Linked DNA regions of Homo sapiens: region 1 is linked to region 2. Evidence: read pairs that join two places in POLR2A ChIA-PET (ENCODE). Cell type or tissue: OCI-LY7. All regions are shown on one strand. Links, peaks and the distances in the headings refer to the core of each region. The heading gives the core; the rest is flanking DNA.

Region 1 (2,916 bases), core at 199-2,698, 170 kb after region 2:
TGGGGGGCAGTGGCATGATCATAGCTCACCATAATCTTGAACTCCTGGGTTCAAGCGATCCTCCCAGCTCAGCCTCCCTACAGTCAGGTCCCACCATGCCCAGCTAATTAAAAAAATATTTTTTTTTGTAGAGATGGAGCTTCGCTATGTTGCCCAAGCTGTTCTCGAATTCCTGGCCTCAAGTGATCCTCCCACCTCAGCCTTCCAAAGCACTGGGATTACAGCACTTAAAAAAATTATGAGTCAAGCACAGTGGTTGACGCCTGTCATCTCAGCATTTTGGGAGGTTGAGGCAGGAGGATTGCTTGAGCTCAGGAATTCAAGACCAGCCTGGGCAACATAGTAAGACCTCATCTCTACTAAAAATAAAATTAAAAAAAAAATTAGCCAGGCCTGATGGCGTAGCTGTAGTCCCATCAGGAGGCTGAGGCAGGAGGATTGCTTTAGCCTGGGAGATAGAGGCTGCAATAAGCTATGATTGCACTCCAGCCTGGGTGACAGAGTGAGACTCTGTCTCAGAAAAAATTATAGCAAAATATATAATTACAATTTTAACTATTTTGGGGTGTACAGTTCACGGCATTAAGTTCATTCACATTGTCTGCAGCCATCGCCTTGTCCATTTCTAGAACTCTTTCATCTCTCCAAACTGAAACTGTGTATCCATTAAACAGTAAGTCCCCATTCTCCCCTTTCTCTAGCCACTGGCAACCACCATTCTATACTTTCTGTCTCTATGAATATAACTACTTTAAGTACCTCACATGAGTGGAATCATACAATATTTGTCCTTTTGTGTCTGGCTTCTTTTATTTAGTATAATGTCTTCGGGGTTCATCCATGTTGTAGTGAGTGTCAGATTTTCATTTCTTTTTTAAGGCTGAATAATATTCTCTTGTATAGCCATACAATATGTATTTATCCATTCATCTGTTGATGGACATTTAGGCTGTTTCTACCTTTTGGCTACTGTCAAAAGTGCTGCTATGAACATGGATGTGTAAATATTTGTTCTTTTTGATTCCCTCCCTTCCATTCTTGTAAGGCAAATCTATAAAGTATCTATATATAGTATACCCAATGGTGAAACTGCTGGATCTTATAGTAATTCTATATTTAATTTTTTTTTGAGACAGAGTCTCACTCTGTCGCCCAGGCTGGAGTGCAGTGGCACGATCTCAGCTCACTGCAACCACCGCCTCCCAGGTTCAAGTGATTCTCTTGCCTCAGCCTCCCAAGTAGCTGGGATTACAGGCATATGCCACCATGCCCAGCTAATTTTTTTGTATTTTTAGTAGAGATGGGGTTTTGCCACGTTGGCCAGGCTGGTTTCGAACTCCTGACCTCAGGTGATCCACCACCTCAGCCTCCCAAAGTGCTGGGATTACAAGCATGAGTCACTGCACCCGGCCCTATATTTAATTTTTTGAGGAGCTGCCATCCTGTTTTCCACAGCAGCTGCACTATTTTACATTCCCACCAGCAATGCACAAGGGTTCCAATTTCTCCATGTTCTCACCAACACTTGTTACTTTCTGTTTTTTAAAAAAATAATAGCCATTCTAATGATTATGAAGAGGTATCATTGTGGATTTCATTTGCATTTCCCTAATAATTAGTGAGATTAAACATCTTTTTATATGCTTATTGGCCATCTGTAGATCTTTTTTTGGAGGATTTTTTAAGTATTTTGCCTATTTACAACTGAGTTGTTTATTTTATTGTTGTTGAGTTGTATGAGGTTTTAAAATATATATTCTGAAAAAAATAAACATATATATTCTGGATATTAATCACTTATCAGATATATGATTTGCAACTATTTTCTCCCATTCTGTGGGTTGCCTTTCACTCTGTTGATAGTGTCATTTACAAGGCGGGCAGATCACAAGGTCAGGAGATCGAGACCATCCTGGCTAACTCAGTGAAACCCTGTCTCTACTAAAAATACAAAAAAAAAAAAAAAATTAGCTGAGGGTGGTGGCAGGCACCTGTAGTCCCAGCTACTCGGGAGGCTGAGGCAGGAGAATCATTTGAACCTGGGAGGCAGAGGTTGCAGTGAGCCGAGATCACGCCACTGCACTCCAGCCTGGCAAAAGAGCGAGACTCTGTCTCAAAAGAAAAAGAAAACAAAAAATGGGTCCCTAAAAACAGTGGCCTATGTGTGCTTTTCTTAGGCAGCACAAGTTGGAGGAGGCCCTGCTGTTTTGGGGCCAGTTCATGGATGATTTGCAGGCCTTGGTAGACTAGTTGTACAAGTTGAAGCTGCAGCTGGCTGAGAACCAGGCTGTGTGTGGGGACTTTGACCTAGGCATGAACTTCAAGGGTGCCCCTACAATGAGGGGTGGACTCGGCTACATGGAGGGAAGGGCTGCTTGGTTGCATACTTAAGTGCACCTTCTGCTCTGTTAACCCTCTAGGGGTGAAAGGACACCATGAAAGATCCTGTATGCTGCTGGTCAGAGAGGAGGCTCCTTACTCTGTGTGTTTAAACAAATTGTTGCTGGGATTCTGCATTGCTCACAAAGATTTTACCAAAATTGTTTTGATTTGATTCAGATTTGGCAATGTGTAAATTTCACTTTGAGGTTCCCTCCACACCCACCCCTGCCCCACCCCCAATCTATTCTCATTTGGTTCACAAAATACTTTTTTTTTTTTTTTTTGAGACAGAGTTTCACTCAGTCACCCAGGCTGGAGTGCAGTGGTGCAATCTTGGCTCACTGCAACCTCCGCCTCTCGGGTTCAGGCAATTCTCCTGCCTCAGCCTCCCAAGTAGCTGGGACTACAGGCACATGCTACCCTTCCCGACTAATTTTTGTATTTTTAGTAGAGACAGGGTGTCATCATGTTGGCCAGGCTGGTCTCGAACTCCTGACCTCAAGTGATCTTCCTGCCTCAGCCTTCCACAGTGCT
Region 2 (2,916 bases), core at 267-2,766:
CAAGTGAAGGAGTTGAAGGCCCAGGTGGGCAAATGTCCGCCTTCCCCATGTGAGTTCCACACCATCAAAAGGGGTTAGACCTCAGGATGGACTAACTTCATGGCATCAGTATAGCAAGGCAGCACAGGCCATGGTAAAGAGAAAGGCCTTTGAGCCACTCTTCAGGGATTCCATTCTAGCTCCACCAACTAACTATAAAACTTAGTCTTGGGAAGTTATTTAAATTATCTGAAGCTCGTTTCCTCATTTCCTCATAAGTTCCAGCTATGGGCTGGGCGCTATTCTAATTACTTAGGATAACTAGAGAACAGATAAAAAATCATTGCCCTTGTGGAACTTACATACTAGTTGGCAAACAGAAAAGTTGACATAATTTAAAAGTTATATATACCATTCAACCTTCATAAGGAATAAAATTCTGACACATGCTACAACATAGATGAACCTTGTAGACATTAAGCCAAGGAAAATCAGCAAGACACAAAAAGATAAATATTGCATAATTTCGCTTTGGAAGGATGTAATGGATGGATGGTGGTGATGGTGGCGACAAAGTGAATGTACTTAGGCTAGGCGCAGTGGCTCATGCCTGTAATCCCAGCACTTTGGGAGACTGAGTCAAGTGGATCACCTGAGGTCAGGAGTTCAAGACCAGCCTGCCCAACATGGCGAAACCTCCGTCTCTACTAAAAATACAAAAATTAACCAGGCATGGTGGCGCACACCTGTAGTCCCAGCTCCTCGGGAGGCTGAAGCGGGAGAATCACTTGAACCCGGGAGGCAGAGGTTGCAGTGAGCCGAGATCGCACCACTGCACTCCAGCCTGGTGACGGAGTGAGGCCCTGTCTCAAACAAACAAACAAACTCCTTGATTATTACATCCTTAATGTGGAATGTTAAAACTGCACTGCCCAAAAAAGAAATATTAGAGAACCGACAGGTTTGTATCCCTACTGTACCAAAAACAAAAACAAAAAAACCAAAGTGAATGTATTTAATGCCACTGAACTGTACACTTAAAAATGGCTGTAATGGCAGTGGCACATGCCTGTTATCCCAGCTACTTGGGAAACTGAGGCAAGAGGATTGCTTTTCCCCAGGAGTTTGAGTCCAGCCTGTGCAACATAGCAAGACTCTGTCTCGTAAACATTTTTTTTTTAACAGGCTTAATTCACTTTACTTCTCTTGTATAAAAACCCTATGTTGTAGCCACAGCTGGAGCCTGGTGGGTCTTGATGAGGTGGTCAGTGAATTCCTGATCGGGAGACTTGGTGAATACAGTCTCCTTCCAGAGGTCGGGGGTCAGGTAGCTGTAGGTCTTAGAGATGGCATCAAAGGTGCCCTTGGCAAAGCTGCCCAGGGTGGCAGTGCAGCCCCGGGCTGAGGTGTAGCAGTCATCGATACCAGCCATCATGAGCAGCTTCTTGGGCACAGGTGTGGAGACGATGCCAGTGCTCCTGGGTGCAGGGATGAGACGCACCAGCACAGAGCCGCAGCGGCCTGTCACCTTGCAAGGGACGGTGTGGGGCTTGCTGATCTTGTTCCCCCAGTAGCCTCTGCGCACGGGGACAATGGAGAGCTTGGCCAGGATGATGGCCCCACGGATGGCGGTGGCCACCTCCTTGGAGCACTTAACACCCAGACCGACATGGCCATTGTAGTCTCCGATAGCAACAAACGCCTTGAACCTGGTGCGCTGGCCGGCACGGGTCTGCTTCTGCACTGGCATAATCTTCAAAACCTCATCCTTGAGAGAGGCCCCCAGGAAAAAGTCAATGATCTCAGATCCCTTAATGGGCAGAGAGAAGAGATAGATCTCCTGCAGGGACTTGATCTTCATGTCCTTCACCAAGCGGCCCAGCTTGGTGACAGGCATCCACTCCTTATCCTCGGCCTTGCCTCAGCAAGCTCCGCAGCTTCGGCCCGGGCCCCGTCCACGGCCATGACCCCGGCCCCGGATGCCACTGCCGAAACCTCCGCGGAAGGCACCAGAGTTCCCCATCCCAGGGCCACCAGGGCCTCCAGGCCCCCCCGCTGCACCAGTGTCATCCGCCATTTGGTGTTTTCTCGGAGAAGAAGCTCGTAAACATTTTTTAAAGGTTATGGTAAATTTTATGTTACATATACTTTACCGTAGTTTTACAAAAGGGTTATATAACATGTTGGGAGATGAGTGCTGTGAAGAAAAGAAATAAAGCTGGCTCCAGAAGGTTAGAATAAGGGTGCAATTCACAAATGGGTGGACAGGGTAGGCCTTACTGAGAAGGTGGCATCCATGCCAAAGGCCTGAATGAGAGGAGGGAGTTGGCCTTTTAGACATCTGAGGCAAGAGTGGACCGGGCAAAGGGAATAGTCAGTGCAAAGGTCTTCAGATAGGTGCGTATCAGGCCTAAGGAAGGGCAAGGCCAGGAGGGCTCGAGTAAAGAGAACGGGGAGATAGAATTAGGAGATGAGGCGGGAGTGGAAATGGAACTTCTGAAAGGCCACTGGAGGTGCCTTGGCTCTAGTTCACAGGATTGAAGTAACTTTGAGACTTGGTTGATACTAAAATGTCAAACAGTGTTTGGGACACTAAGTGCTATAATGATCACATCAGGGAAGCTCAGCAGGAGAGTTGGCATGCGTAACTAATGCAGGCCACACCAGGGGAGCTGTAGAAAGCCCTGGGCTGGGAAGGAGACCTCAGGTCCAGCTGTTGCAGCCTCCCCATGGGACCCTGCTTGACATCTGGTCTCTCACACACTGGCCTTGAGAACTCCAGGCAAAGTGACTATCAAAGTCTTTCTGGTTTGGCCAGGAATGGTGGCTCACGCCTGTAATCCCAGCACTTTGGGAGGCCGAGGCAGGAGTATTGCTTGAGGCTGGGAGTTTAAGAACAGCCTGGGCAACATAACAAGACCCCATCTCTATATATGT

Evidence for each region. ChIA-PET counts read pairs that join two places held together with the same protein. Peaks named below come from ENCODE experiments on the same cell type or tissue, not always from the same donor. Only the 100,000 strongest peaks of a DNase experiment are listed, where the experiment ranks them.
Region 1: POLR2A ChIA-PET joins it to region 2 with 12 read pairs; 8 of 35 experiments call an interaction of 5 or more read pairs at or near these places.

What each region holds. Positions count from the first base shown.
Region 1 is chr1:39,795,257-39,798,172 of GRCh38, reverse strand. No RefSeq gene overlaps it. Among named protein-coding and RNA genes, the nearest start is that of BMP8B, 7.8 kb to the right of the region's middle. In OCI-LY7, for the core only: no CTCF peak of the experiment used is centred there; no DNase peak of the experiment used is centred there.
Region 2 is chr1:39,961,687-39,964,602 of GRCh38, reverse strand. All of the region lies in intron 3 of MFSD2A (MFSD2 lysolipid transporter A, lysophospholipid), which reads right to left. It also overlaps the pseudogene RPS2P12. Among named protein-coding and RNA genes, the nearest start is that of MFSD2A, 8.0 kb to the right of the region's middle. In OCI-LY7, for the core only: no CTCF peak of the experiment used is centred there; no DNase peak of the experiment used is centred there.